Linked DNA regions of Homo sapiens: region 2 is linked to region 1. A link is a loop called in an ENCODE intact Hi-C map of the cell type or tissue named here. Cell type or tissue: ascending aorta. All regions are shown on one strand. Region 1 overlaps LTBP1 (latent transforming growth factor beta binding protein 1). Region 2 overlaps LTBP1 (latent transforming growth factor beta binding protein 1).

Region 1 (8,000 bases):
ATCCATTTTCTTTCAAATATCCAAGAGGTTGCCATAATGGCCTTTCAGTGTTCCATCGACAAAGATGCTCTCCTTGATCAAACTCTAGTCAGGCTCCTCTGAACCCTCTTCTCAACTAGCTCTGACTTCATGTATGCTTCTGTATTTGTCTCTGCATTGTCCAGTTTTAGCTAATATCCTCTTAAGTTAGTTTAGCCAGAATCCCCCATGCTGGATATCTGATTGGGTTCCTCATCTTCCACCAACCCCTAGGTAATGTCTGGTCACCCTGATCTGCCTTCAGCAAGAATACCCTCCTAGGATGGTTGAGCCAGAATCCCCCCTTACCCCTCATGTGTCCTCTTAGTAATTTTTCATCCACTGATATCACACTCTCACCCTCACTCCTTGGTGATACACTTTTACTTTTCCTTATTTTCAGAGTTGAGCCCAATCTCTCTCCCCTACCCCAAAACTCCACTGCAGTAGTTCTTATACCTGTTACAACAGTTACCTGAATAAAATCTGTCTTACTGTTCTTTAACAAATGTTATAAACAATATTTTTCTTTAACATTATGTTAAAAGCAGAACAAATCCAGTAAGTGTTTTCCCAGCACGTATCACAAAGCCCATAATTAATTGCATGCAAATGGTTCGATTAATTATAAGAGCTTTGCCTTAAGATTCTCAATCATTTCACCTCATTCTACATGTCTGTTTTAATCCAGCACTATGCTACAAGACACATTCTTTTCTCCAGCCAGGCAGGCTTTCTTGGGGGTCTCACCTGCACTTTCTAGTGCTCATTTATCTAGGGTTCTCAAAGCATTCAAAGACCAATCTGCCTTTACCTGCTCACAGTACTGCAGTTCACACTCAGTATTTTTTTGGTAATCATTAAGAAGAGGTCTGAAATGCAAGCTACAGTCCAGACAAGCGCTTTGTAGCCAAAAAGTCCTTATGCAGAATATTGATCAAGACTGTGGAGTCTCATTTAATAACAGATATGCCCCCTGAAAACAGGTACATTATCTCTTCTTTTGTCCAAACAAAATGTGATTTCAGATGCACTCCGAGGAACTTTTTATCTAAAAGGAGCCTAGGCTGAAAGTTTTGGTAATGAGTATTCTTGTGCCTCAATGTATCGGTTTCATAAATTTATTTTATTAAAGCAGAACGAGTATAATAAAACGATGCTGAAAGAAAGTTATGTGGCTAGCTCTTTCCTATTTCCTTTAACGGGCTCATAGGGAGCCAGCTAAAATTCAGCTAGTTCGAAGAGTAAATAAAGCACATTGCATCCTGCTCATTCAAAGTGATTTCATTACACTAAATTCTAAGGGCAGGAACAATGTCTTACCCATCATTCATCACACATACTTTCAGTCTATAGCTAGGAGTGCCCCAGCGATTAATGTTTGTGGAATACTGAGTCATTTAAAAAGTCTTCGAGATGATCTATGAAAAACGAATATACATACACTGAATTATAAAAGTGTAGATGTCTTTTAATTACATTCAGCACGTACTGAGGTACTGTGGTATTGCCCACAGTACGTGCCAAAAATGTAGCAAATAATACTAAGTTGATTTTATCCTTGTAAACTGAAACTGGTAAGTGACTTTGGTATGTCAAAAGAGATACTTGCTTTTAATAAAATCACTCAACAGACTGATTCCCCAAGTACTTTCAGAACCAAATTCTATTTTTGAAACTTAGATTTACATCTAACTTTTTAAGAACCCACTTATGGCAAAATATGGACAAAAGAGGGTACTCAGTATTTCCACTCAGGGAAGGACTGAGTATTAAAGAAAAGCAGCATGGACGTAGGAGCTCTTAGTATTATTTCATTTAATTCTAGTTCTACATCAGACCTTTATAGCATAATAATCAAATGACAAATGCTGCTCTAGATCCATCAGAGCATATAACTATATTGTTTGTTATGATAAATGAAGCAAATTATAACAATTCCATAATGCTGAGAGTAGCAAGGCTGTTTTGGAGCTCCATGTGTGTATATGTAATAAATCATCCCTTTGAAAAGATAATTGCAGCACCACTAGAGAGGAGGAAAAAAAACAACTTTGAGGGCAATTATTTGAAAGCTCCTCAAATTAACATGTATACAGTTGGTTCTTTGTTACTGAGTGCACATTAGTAAAAGTTGTTTCAGGACATTAGTTCACTTAGTTGAAGGAAATAATGTAATTCTAGTTATTAACCACTTTAATTTTAAAAGTGCTTTGTAAACTGAGAAGACATTAGACTGTAAGAACAATGTGGAAGGCACAAGCAATTAGATGCTAAATGGGCTCCTTTTGAAAACCTTTAGGAAAACAAAATCAAAAAGCTTCAAGGTTCTAGGAAAACTGAATGTACATATGTAATGTGAGCAAGTTCGATTTCATTTTACTGACCATCAATATCACAAAGGGAGTGAAATTAAGCCCTTCTCTCAATAGTAATTTCAATAGATTTACTGAATGAAATCATATTATGAGTCAAATGCCTTTGTAATGTAATTTAGCAGTGCCTCCTTGAGGACCCATGAAATAGAATTTTGTGTGTTACTTCACTTTAGAATCATTGCCAAAAAGTATAACACTGCTTTACAAATATCCTCCAGAGACCTAAGCCAGGATTTGGTGTTACCAGTAGACCATCAGCGAATTGACTAAGGCAGAACCATCTAATATGCTCAGTATGAACAAAGTTTGCTAAGGGTCAGTCAGCCGTACCGACAGAGGAAAATGCAAAAAAACTCATGCAATTACTTGAATAAGTCTCCATTCTAACATACAAAATAGATAGCAAGTGATTACTTGCAAATTTGCACTTCTATCACTTCTAAAGTGGTATTTTTATTAATATAAATTATTCAAAACATTAATCAGCCAGTAAAAGAAATGTATTGTACAACTTTCTCTCCCTCCGTCTCTCCTTCCTTCCTCCCTTCCTTCTTTCTTTTTAGAGACAGGGTCTCACTTTGTTGCCCAGGCTTCAGTGCAGTGGCACGATCATAGCTCACTGCAGCCTCGAACTCCCGGACTCAAGCAACCCTTCTGCCTCAGCTTCTCAGTAGCTGGGATTACAGGCATGCACCACCACACCCAGCAAATTTTTATTTTATTTTTTTTGTAGAGACAGGGTCTTGCTTTGTTGCCCAGGCTGGTTTTAAACTCCTAGCCTCAAGCAATCCTTCTGCCTCAGCCTCCCAAAGTGCTGGGAATACAGGCATGAGCCATTACATCTGGCTGATAACCATCACTTTTTAATGAAATAAAACAAAATTAATATTAATTGCTTTGACTTCTATTAGCTCTCACAACAGATGGCATAACTTCTAATTAGCTAGTATCTGCATTAGTGATATTTTACAAAATATAAACAAATATATAATTGGTAAAGGTGGCCATAGGTGGTATGAGAGTATAACCCTGGTTAGGGCCGGGTACAGTGGCTCACACCCGTAATCCCAGCACTTTCAGAGGCTGAGGTGGGTGAATCAGAAGGTTGGGAGATCAAAACCATCCTGGCAAACATGGTGAAACCCTGTCTCTACTAAAAATACAAAAAATTAGCCGGGTGTGGTGGCGTGTGCTTGTAGTCCCAGCTACTTGGGAGGCCGAGGCAGGGGAATCGCTTGAACCCAGGAGGCGGAGATTGCAGTGAGCCGAGATTGCACCACTGCACTCCAGCCTGGCGACAGAGTAAGACTCCATCTCAAAAAAAAAAAAAAAAAAAAAGGGTATAACCCTGGTTGGGCTTATTAACTATCTTTGTGACCCTGGGAAAGTTATTTACTTTCTCTGTGTCTCAATGTCTAATTGAGAATAATAATGCCCAAATCTCATAGGATTGTTTTGAAGATTAAACCAAGTACATAGCATATGGACTAACCCATAGTAAATGATCAATAAAGGTTAGTTCCCTTTCCCTAAAGCAGAACAAGACGGTTGATAGCATAAGTTCTGGCCTCATTCTACCTTGGTTTAATTCCTGCATGTAGCACTTATTAGCAATATGCTGCACAAATGACTTAGCCTCTCTAGGTCTCAATTTCTCCTGTAAAATGGGGTATAATAGTGCCTACTTTAAATAGAAAACTTAAAGGCTAATGGAGATAACTGATATAAAGTGCTTATTAAACAAAGCATCTGGCACACAGTAAATTTAGTTATTAAAATCAAATTAATTCATTATTTATTTCCCTCTTTATAAGTTTATGACTTCTGGGCTTACAAACATAGTTTATCATGAATCACTACAAATATGTTGGTTTTATTTGTAAGTCATTGGTACTGGACCAAATAAAATAAAGCTATAATAAGAGCTTCTTGGCCGGGCGTGGTGGCTCATGCCTGTAATCCCAGCACTTTGGGAGGCCGAGGCGGGCGGATCACGAGGTCAGGAGATCAAGACATTCCTGGCCAACACAGTGAAACCCCGTCTCTACTGAAAATATAAAAAAAGTAGCCAGGCATGGTGGTGCGCGCCTATAGTCCCAGCTACTCAGGAGGCTGAGGCAGGAGAATTGCTTGAATCTGGGAGGCAGAGGCTGCAGTGAGCCAAGATTATGCCACTGCACTCCAGCCTGGCGACAGAGCGAGACTCTGTCAAAAAAAAAAAAAAAAAAAAAAAAAAGAGCTTCTTATCTCATCAATAACAAATGAACCCTTTCTTCATCCACATCAAATCTATTTTTTAAAAATTGGGCCTCTGGGTTCACAAAAGTGAGTAAGACTGGGTCCTTGATGTCTGAGAAATCAGCCTGTCAGGAAAAGAAAGAGGTGAACAACAACATATAATGTGAATAAATAATTCCAACACAGAGTAAGAGGAAATCCTACTACTGTCTGGGAGACTGTCATGGTGGTTTTCACTAAGGGTGTGGCATGGGGCATAAGTAGGGGATTGATTTTCAGGCCAAAAAGAGGAGCTACTTGGAGGCAAGATTTCTATATTTTCTGTTTAGAGGTACTATGTTAACTCTAAATAGGCTATGAAAACTTAAACTGTCAAATTCCTGATTGCTCTAGGAATTATAATACAAACGGTCTATCAGTTACTACATACATTATAATTCCTAGAGTAATCCCTTTAAAATAATACAAAAAGGCCAGGCACAGTGGCTCACACCTGTGATCCCAGCACTTCTGGAGGTGGAGACGGGTGATTTGCTTGAGGCCAGGAATTCGAGACCAGCCTGGCCAACATGGTGAAACCCCATCTCTACTAAAAACACAAAAATTAGTCAGGTGTGTTGGTGCTACTCAGCTACTCAGGAGGCTGAAGCAGGAGAATCACCTGAACCCAGGAAGCGGAGGTTGCAGTGAGCTGAGATCATGCCACTGCACTCCAGTCTGGGCAACAAACAAGACTCCGTCTCAAAAAAAAGACAAAAAAAAAAGGTAAAATGATGCAAAAACATATTGGTAAAAAGCCAATAGATAAAATGGAATTCTAAGAAAAGGGAAAGAAAAGAACAAAAAAATTCCTGATCAGACAAAGATGTTTAGATAGACCTAAATCTAACCACATCAATAATTATGAGGTAGGAGATCAGCAGGACTTATTTTCTGAGCACTAATCATGACCCTGCTAATCAAAATAGGCTGTAGCAGAAAAAATGGCCAGAACCAACTGAGGGCCATGAAGGCAACCTCTAGTCACCCTCACTGCTCATTAGCATAAAGACACTCCTACCAGCACTATGACAGTTCACAAATGCCACGACAGTGACCCAGAAGTTATCTTACGTGGTTCCAAGAACTCCCCACTTATTTTCTAGAAAATTCGAAATAACCTGCCCCTTAATTAGCATATTATTAAGAGTGAGTATTAAATATAGCTAGCCAGCAATTTACAGGGACTGCTGCTCCGGATGGCTACTGTTGCTGTACGCTGCTGCTACTATGCTGGGCCACCCCACCTCTGGGATAGCCCTGATCTGCCTATGGAGCAGCCATTCTGCTGTACCTGCTACTCTAATAAACTTGCTTTCTTTCACTGCTGGCTCAGCCTTGAATTCTTTCCTGAGCAGAGCCAAAAACCCTCTCAGGCTAGGCCCCAACTTTGGGGTATGCCAGGATCAATTACTTTAGATTATACTGCAATAAACACCCCTATTAAGAGGCAGAGATATCAGAATGTAGAAAAGAAGCAAGACTCAACTACATGTTGTCTATAAGACACCCATTGTAAAGGTAAAAAAACACAGACTGAAATTTGCCAGAGGTGAAAGAAAAAAATCCATTCCATAATCGTAGCAGGCAATTTTAACACCTCTCTCAACAACTGATAGAACAAGAAAAATTTCACAAGTATTTGCATATTAAGCAATATATTTCTAAATAATCCATGGGTCAATAACAAAATCAGAATAATTTTTAAAAATTGAACTTATTATTGCAGCACCAGTCATAATAGCCAAGATATGGAATCAACCTAGGTGTCCAAAAATACATGAATGGATACAGAAAATGTGGTGTATATACAAAACAGAATACTAATCAGTCATAAAAATGAATGAAATCCTGTCATTTGTGTAACATGGATGGAGTTGGAGGACATTATGTTAAGTGAAATCAGCCAGGAACAGAAAGTTAAACACCACATACTCTCACTCATAAGTGGAAGCAAAAAAAAGTTGATCTCACTGAAGTAAAAAGTAGAACAGAAGATAACTAGAGGCTGGGAAGGGTAGAGGGGAGGTAAAGTTAAAGATAGATTTGTTAAAAGATACAAAATGACAGCTGATATCATTTGGCTGTATCCCCACCCAAATCTCATCTTGAATTCCCACATGTCGTGGGAGGGACCTGGTAGGAGGTAATGAATCATGGGGACAAGTCTTTCCCTTGCTGTTCTTGTGGTAGTGAGTAAGTTTCACAAGATCTGATGGTTTTAAATATAGGTGTTCCCCTGCACAAGTTCTCTTTTGCCTGCTGCCATCCATGTAAGATGTGACTTGATCCTCCTTGGCTTCCACCATGATTGTGAGGCTTCCCCAGCCATGTGGAACTGTAAGTCCAGTTAAATCTCTTTCTTTTGTAAAATGCCCAGTCTCGGGTATGTCTTTTTCAGCAGTGTGAAAACGGACTAATACAACAGTTAAATAGGAAGAATAAGTTCTAGTGTTTTGTAGTTATATAGTTTCAAATAGGTAGAAGGAAGATACACTGAATGTTCCAATTATAAATGTTCAAGATGATAGATTTGCTAAATACCTTGATCTGATCACTATACATTTTAAGTATCAAAACATCACTACATACCCCATAAATATGTACAATTATTATATGCTGATAAAAAATAAAAGGAAATTTTTTTAAAACTTGAACTTAAAGATAAGAAAATGACACAAAATTAAGGGACACAGTTAAAGTCAGAATCTAGACTGATAGAAATTTACAGCCTTTTATTTACATTTCAGAAAAAGAAGAAAGGCTGACATCAATGACCTAAGTATGCATCTAAAGAAATTAGAAATAGTAGCAATTGAACAAAAAGGTAGAGGAAAAGAAAACAAAGATCAGAAATTAGTGAAATAGACAAATGTTTTCAACAAAACAAATAACTGATTCTTTGGGGGAAAAATTGGTAACATTGATAAACCACTGGCAAGCCTAATTCAAGAAAAACAAATATAGCACAGGTAGCAATATAACTAAAAGGGATGGGGGTTGCTATATAAATTAAAAAGAAAAGAGGATATTAGGAAAACATTTCATATTAATACATTTGACATTTTGGATAAAATGACACTTTCTAAGGTAATACAGATTATTAAAACTGACACAAAGTAGTAATGGGAAATCTGAATAATAGTATAGCTATTAATTTGCTCCATAACCGAAACACTTTCTAAAAGAAAACTTCAGGACCAAATGTCTTCTCCTGTGAATTACGCTAAATACGTAAGGAAGAAATAACACCATAAAACTATCTAAGAGAGAGTAAGCCTTCTGTCTTCAAATATCTATGAATGGTAAAAAATGGCAAACAAATAA
Region 2 (8,000 bases), 140 kb before region 1:
TACATGATTAGGTGCCAATGAAGGGAATGCCAACTAATCATAGGACCTGTGGAAAAGTTTAATTTCACTGTGTACTTCTCTCTGGATTCAGAATAGATGATCCATAAGCCTAGTTCTAGGTCCGTAATTTTGGTAGTATAAAAGAAAAGTTCCCCTGTGTCTACCAAATACAAAAAATTATTTTTGTGTGTGTGGTGGTGCGCGCCTGTAATAGGTGGGAGAATCTCTTGAACCTGGGAGGTGGAGGTTGCGCTGAGCTGAGATCCCGCCACTGCACTTCAGCCTGGGTGACAGAGCGAGACTCTGTCAAAAAATAAAAAAAGTTCCTTTGGGGCTACCTCCCTAATTCCTATATACTCCAACAGATATATTTCGAAAGCAGTTTTCAACATGCGTTTCCTGGAACCCTGGGGTCCTTCACAGGGGCCTCAAGAGCCTAAGTAGTTGTTCTCGCCAACCAGCCCACCCAGCATCTTTAATGTCAATGAATGTGTATGCTGGAGGTTAAAATTACAATACAGTTAACAAAAAAACTACCATTGTTTTTTAAAAAGTAACGGATTGGAAAGCACTGATTTTGGTTTGGCTGACCATGTACACTAGAGATTCTTCTTGGACATTTTATCATAATAACTGTGGATATACAAACTAGAAACAGTATAGCAATGAAGCTAATCTTTTTTTTTTAAATTTGGCATGTGTTATCTTTTTTCCCCTGATATTCTGTATTTTTCCAAAAATATTATATAATATGTACTTCATATGTATTTGTTCTAATCTACTTTTTAAAATGTTTTTTGAAAACTTTAGTTGAAAACAATTTATGCAATATTCTGAAATCCATATTTTTAGAATAAATATTTAAAATAAAATTCATTTTTAGAATATTGCTACATTATTCAAAAATTCATTTCTCATAACAAAATACTTGAAGGTTTTTAAACCTAGTCAATTAAATTGAGTGTAAATTTTTACAGTATTTTGGGGGTATAATTTTATTTATCTATTTGAGACAGGGTCTGGCTCTGCTGCCCAGGATGGAGTGCAGTGGTGCGATCTTGGCCCACTGCAACCTCTGCCTCCCGGGCTGAAGCCATCCTCCCACCTCAACCTCCCAAGTAGCTAGGACTACAGGTGTGTACCACCACGCTCAGCTAATTTTTGTATGTTTTGTAGAGATGGGGTTTCACCACGTTGCCCAGGCTGGTCTCAAACTCCCGAGCTCAGGCAATCCACCCACCTCGGCCTCCCAACATGCTGGGACTACAGGCGTAAGCCATGGTGCCAGCCAGAATAATATCATAAATTTAAAGTGTACACACTTAGCCTGGTATTTTTATTTGTCAAAATTTTCTTACTAAGCCATTCCTGCAGACGCATACATGGAGGTTCATTGCAGCATTGTTTATGGGTACCTACCCAAAGGGAATGAAGTCATTATATCCAAAAGATACCTGCATTTGTGTGTTTACTGTAGCACTACTCACAACAGCAAAGAGATAGAATCAACCTAAGTATCCACCAATGGAGGAATGGATAAAGACATTCCCTTTGGGTAGGTACCCAGTTAGTGGGATCGCCGGGTAGTTCTATTTTTAGTTCTTTGAGAAATCTCCATACTGTTTTCCATAAAGGCTGTACTAATTTAAATTCAAATGATGTAACTTCTTTTTTTTTTTGAGACAGAGTCTCGCTCTGTCGCCCAGGCTGGAGTGCAGTGGCGCGATCTCGGCTCACTGCAACCTCCACCTCCCAGGTTCAAGCTATTCTCCTGCCTCAGCCTCCTGAGTAGCTGAGATTACAGGCATGCGCCACCAGGCCCGGCTATTTTTTAGTAGAGACAGGGTTTCACTGTGTTAGCCAGTATGGTCTTGATCTTTCCTGACCTCATGATCCGCCCGCCTCGGCCTCCCAAAGTGCTGTGATTACAGGCATGAGCCACCGCGCACGGCCAAAAGATGGTAATTTTTAAACAGCTGCATGGAATCTGTTTTATAGATGTACATGATTTATTTAGCCATCTCTTGTGCTGGGCATTTGTTTTTCTTCCTCCCCTAACCTTTCCCTGCCCCATCTTGCCCCAGTCCTGATTTTCCTTTTATAAACAATGCTGCAATGAACCTCCACATATGCACCTGTAGGAATGCCTCAGTAAGAAAATTTCTTTATCCATGTAATACCACTAAGCCGTAACCAAGAATAAAATCGTGTGTTTTACAGCAACATGGGCGGAACTGGAGGTCACTATCCTAATTGAAATTACTCAGAAGCAGAAAGTCAAATACTGAACGTTCTCACTTATAAATGGTAGCTAAACAATGGGTACACATGGACATATGGAATGGAGTAATACACACTGGAGACTCCAAAATGTGGGAGTCTGGAAGTGGGGTAAGGGTTGAAAAATTACCTATTGGGCACAGTGTTCGCTATTGTTAAGGGTACACAAAAAACACAGACTTTATTTACCACTATGGAATACTTGCAGGTAAGAAATCTACACTTGCACCCCTAAATATATCAATATAAAAAAATTTTAAGTTCTAACTTTCATCTATTTTAAGAGATCCTAGATTGTAAAATGTATCTTGATATAACAGATGTTAAAAATTGGGAAAAATAACCCGTGGACATTGTTATATGTCATAATTATCAGATGACCCCAATCTCAGGGATGCTGAAGTGCAAAATAACAAGCAAAGTGTAGCTTAGATTGATGACATAGACTTCAGTTATAAATACTCTGTTGGATATAAATATATTAATATACAGCAATAACTAATATCAATATATAATGATAATTAATATATAAGAAAATGCTAGGATGATAAAAACCCAACTGTCAAAAGTGAGTGTCTTTAAGGAGCAGAGTTCAACTGTGATGGGGTAGGTGGAGGGGAATATAACCTCTTTGATTATTTTAATACTTTAGGAGGAATACATGTGATTTTTGGAAAAAAATTAGACAATATAAAACCACTGCATAAATAAAAAAGATTTGAGGTAGTATAGCATTGTGAGAAAATGACTCAAAAGCCTCACTGAACTCACATTAACTTAGTGATTTCACTTTTATCTCCCCGTGGCATCTGCTTCCAGGGCCCGAAACAACCAGTAAAGCTAGTAATTACCCCCTGCTCTACCTACATCCTCCCAGCCCTTGCAACAACCCAACAGGACAGATGTAGACGCCTCCGTTTTACAAATGAGCTGTACAGGGTGAAGTTATTTTCCCCTTGTCATGCAGCTGCTATGGCAGTGCTGGATTCCAGACTCAGTGCCAACTGGCCCCAGACCTGCCCTCTTTCCAATTCTGGGCTGCTATCATTGCCATCTAGTGCTTTGTGTATTTGCTCTTTATCCTTGGCTATTCATTTTCTTCTTACGGGAATTCCCAATTATTTTCTCTTTCATGCTACGTTGGTTTTAAGTTATTTCTAAGCTGCAAAGCTAATTTTCTAAAGAGCTTGAAAGAAATATTCTAATTGAATTAACTAAAAATTAATGCATTTCCTCTTTTCAAGCAATTTTTCCCCTCTCGACCATTCTGAGAATATATTCATAATAAACTCCTTTGCTTTCTACTTGCACATGATCTTTCTAGCTTTAACAAGTCAACTTTACAAAAGGATATACTGGACACTTTCGAGTGCTTTCCTTTAATGAGAAGGTGCTATGATGGTAAAAAAGGGAAATTAGCAATCAGTGCACAACTCAACGGTCACCAAACAGCCTAGCCAGGAAGCACAAAGCCAGCACCTTCCAGGCCTCCTCCAAACTGGGAGAGGGGATGAAACTGGGAGCTTAGCCTGTCTCATCTTTTCCATTTGACCAAAGGTTTAAACCCAGATAGATCTAGAACTTGAAAGGAAAGGAGATTTGTTGAAATACTTCTTCAATTACTTTCTGTACTTTTCCCTTTTTGTTGTAACCCGTTTCTTATATCTCCACATACAGAGATTGACATGAAAATTTGGACTTTGACCTAGAATGATTTTCTACCGTCTCTAATACACATTTTGGTCTAAGTAGAAACTGTTAGGAATGAGAAGAATTGTAGTAAAAAATGAACTGCCAGGAAATATAAATTCTAAGCCTATGCCACTGATTGCTAAGTTATGTTTTTTTGGGTCATTTATCATTCATTGGGGTAATGGAATGAGAGTTTCAAAAATTAACGACAGGGTCGGGAGTAGAGGTAAACCAGGAGCCAAATGTTTATGCAGTTCTGCCCTACACACACACACACACACACACACGGGATGAAAGTAAGATATCAGGAGTGAAGGCAAAGATACAGAAGAGAAATGTCAGGCTACAAAGGAGGTGAGATGAACTTGTCCCCAAAGGCCTCCTGCAGAAGGAATTGGATATGGGCTCACCTGAATCCTTCAGGGGGCAGAGGGCACACTGCATGCCCCAGGCCTCTCCATACAGACAGCAGCACTCAGTGTACGTTGTCTGCTTGCCCACAAGAGGCCGGCTACACACGTATTCATCACTCAGATGTTCCCAGCACAAATCTTGGTAGACATCAGTTTCTTCTATTTGTTCTGAAAGGGAAGACATAGTTCCATGAAAATCGCACAGTTATTCCTATTTATAAACACTGTGTTGGAAGCCAGCAAGTCTCAAAGTTTCCATCTCTATTTCTAAGAGTGACTTCCAAGTAAAAGTCTGAATCCAGTCTGGTCTTTCAATGGATCAATTCTCTGTCATCTCCAACTGGGTGTCATTCCATCAGTTGAAATTCCAGCTGCCCATCCGGTCCCGACACAATAGTTCTCTATAGCTTCCTACTTTTATATAAAATGCCCACTATCTTGCTTGTCCTTCATAAGCCATCAGGCTTCTCACTCTCCTAATCTTCACTTTTTCATTTACTCCTGTCAAACCCTACCATTTCTTTCCATGTAACAGCTATTGGATTCATGCCTTCTTATCCATTTAATCTGCCAAAGCCCTGGACTAGTGACCCTTCATCCTAGAGTCTTTAATTCCTACCTTTCAATTGACTTCATCCAAAGCAGTCTCCTGAGGCGAATGACAGATTATGCCAATTATCAGCGGCTTTTTGCCAATTATCAGTAGCATCAGGGAGGACAGGAGTTTGTCAGTGGACTTCGGGGCTCTCCACCACCCTGTTGAACTCCACCCTCTGTTCTGCTGAGCCTTATCCACATCCTCCACTCTGCTGAGTGCACCTAATTATCTTTCCCTGAATTACATTTCCCTCAGCTGCCTCTGCAGGTTAGGGATGATGAACCCTAAGCCATGGAACAACCCTGCCATCTGCTCAGCCACTCCATAGTCCATACTTAATGAGTATGTCCAGGCTATTAAATCTCCTACATACTGATGATATGCATCTTATTACTATTTCTGTAAGTATCTCATTGTATCTCATTTTAGTTATTTCAAAATACCCAAGGAATCCATTTTTCTATTTTCCAATAGTTCACATTTTAGTTAAAAGGAAAATCTTATGATAGTTATTTGGACACAGGTTTGCATCTCCTGGAAACATACCGTTTGACTCAGCCGGTCGTATACATCTTTTTTCTGACGCATCCAGGACCATGGGGTGAGTACAGAAGCAGTTGTAAGAGCCCTCTGTATTAACACACTGGCCATCAATACAACTACTGGGGTCTTGACATTCATCCATATCTTAAGAGCAAAAAAAAGTATTACTAAAGAAAATCAGCCATCAGTTGTACCTCATACACTTCCCAAACTTTACACATTGCTATATTTAGTCCAGATTCCAGGTGCTGCCAAATTTTAATTAACCACACATTATCATCCAAAAGAGAGTGGCTCTGTCTATAAAAATGTAAGCTGCTCTGACTGAAAAACAACATTGCTGCTGCTGCTGCTGACATTAAATAAGGAAAGAAAACATCCATGAACAGGATATGCTTAGAAATTTAAGATTAAATGGCTCTTTATGATAACTTTTAAAATTATTTCCTTTTGCTATGTTTTTCTGCCTAGTGTATATGGTTTTCTGCTTAAGCATTAAAGTCTGGGTCAGTATTTAAAATGGCTGTCACTTGCACGGTATGAGTGATGAAACAGGATGTTCCACAGACCAAAAGAACACTTCAGTTATACCAGTGGCCTGAATCATAATTCCACAGTGAATATTAACTCTTTGTTTGAAATACATTCAAACAGTAGTATGGAGGTGGTTTTTTCTTTTTATTTTCTTCAATTGTGCTTAAGAAAAAGATCCCTAAAACGTTTACACATCTTTTCAACACATGATTTAGATTCAAGGAAATTGTTTTTACTACATAGCATAGTTATTTTTTCCATCTGTATATTTTCACAGTACACCATACTATATCCCCCTAAAGCTTACCAAAGCACTGCAGTTTCACAGGATCATAGTACGTCCCTTGCTTACAGTAGCATTCATACCCAGGCCGAGTGTTCAAACAGAAACCATTTTTGCAGATTTCTTGTCCAAAAAGTAGGCATTCATCTGCATCTACGGGGAAAAAAATTGAGAAATACAAAAAGGAGTTAGGTTTGATCTTTCAATTAAAAAGAGTCTAACCAGATTTGGGGCTTTAAGTTAGATATTATAATATTTACATTCCAAAGAATCCTACACAAACAGCAATATAACCTTCTTAAAATAAGGCCTAATTGGCAGGCATAAAAACATAAACAGATGTAGTTTGTCTGTGATATTTGAGAAGCAATGCCCAAAACATTATAGGAGAAGTGTATTTGTAAATATGGTTTCTGAGATGCTACCTCATATTTGATGAAATGGTCTATGGTTCCATAGTGGCATCAACAAAAGGATATATACCTTTTAAGAAATGTGTTCTGTAATGTATATTCTGGCCCATTCACTAGTTGAGATGTAGAAAGTTTCCAATAAAGTTTGGTGGAACTTGAATGCAAGTCTTTCTTGAGGATAAAAGAAAGCACAAGTTGCTGAGGGGGTTAGCAGACCCATTCCCCCACAGAATTAATAGCTTTTGCTATCTCAGTTTACTCAATGATAAATTGGAGACAATAGGAACATCTACCTAATAAGAGAGGAAGGATGAAATGAGATAATCCATGGATAGGACTCGGTATATGCTCTGGCATAAGCAGATACTCAAAAGTGTTATCTATTGCTTTTACTGCTATTATTAGCATTAGTTCTAGCATTTTAGAGCTAAGGTCATCTAGTCCTCATTTTACAACCTGAAGACTCCATAGATGACTTGCTTAAAGTTAACACAGATGGAAAATGGCAAAGTCAAGCCTAGAACATATGGCTGGTTGGATCTGAATCCAATCTTCTTCCAACCATTTACAGCACTGCTAAAATAGGAAGACAAGGAATTTATTTTGATATAAAAGAGAAGATGAATTTATGGTGAAATCAAAGCTCTGTACCTTAATATGAAGTGAGATTTAACTACATCCCTGCAAAAACATAGTAATGTATATTTGTGAATTTGGAAACCATTCAACACATATTATAAACCAAATCTTCTCATTATTTAATTGGACCAAATCATAGATGTATTTAAAAGAACACAAATGGAATTTCTTATCCAGCTACTGAATTATACCATATTATTCAAACACTAGTTTTCCAAAAATGGACAATAAAAATGATTTTACAGTGTGTTTCCCAGCTACTTAGCAGTCCTCAGTATTAAACTATAAAGGAAAAAAAATCACTTTGTATATAAAAGGTAATATCTCTATCATGAAAATGTCAAAAGTGAGTGGTTAATGAGGAAATATTCATACATGTGGATATTCACCAAAATTAAAAGGCCGCACATTTATTTTAGAATTATATAACCGTAGCATCAAATACATAAAACATGTCTACTTTGGTTGTCTTCTCTTCCATTTCTCATTATGAACTTGTGCACACTGGTAAAAGGCCCCACAACAGTAGGATAAAGTCTAAAAATACAAGAACCTTAGCTTTGTTGATGACCATAAAGACAAACAGTGGTCAAATTTATATGATC

What was found. A loop is a pair of places that touch in the nucleus more often than their neighbours do. Peaks named below come from ENCODE experiments on the same cell type or tissue, not always from the same donor. Only the 100,000 strongest peaks of a DNase experiment are listed, where the experiment ranks them.
Region 2: it touches region 1 in a loop (2.7-fold over the local background); 6 of 110 quality-filtered maps call a loop at or near these places.

The regions. Positions count from the first base shown.
Region 1 is chr2:33,224,432-33,232,431 of GRCh38, reverse strand. The region is part of intron 9 of LTBP1 (latent transforming growth factor beta binding protein 1); the gene reads right to left. Among named protein-coding and RNA genes, the nearest start is that of MIR4430, 190 kb to the left of the region's middle. In ascending aorta, no CTCF peak of the experiment used is centred here; a DNase peak (open chromatin) is centred at 4,361; H3K4me3 peaks cover 1,315 bases; H3K27ac peaks cover 8,000 bases.
Region 2 is chr2:33,361,886-33,369,885 of GRCh38, reverse strand. It overlaps LTBP1 (latent transforming growth factor beta binding protein 1), which reads right to left. Exons shown (of 34, transcript NM_206943.4): 29 at 6,368-6,496; 30 at 5,530-5,670; 31 at 4,383-4,553. Among named protein-coding and RNA genes, the nearest start is that of MIR4430, 53 kb to the left of the region's middle. In ascending aorta, no CTCF peak of the experiment used is centred here; DNase peaks (open chromatin) are centred at 3,245 and 4,456; H3K27ac peaks cover 6,308 bases.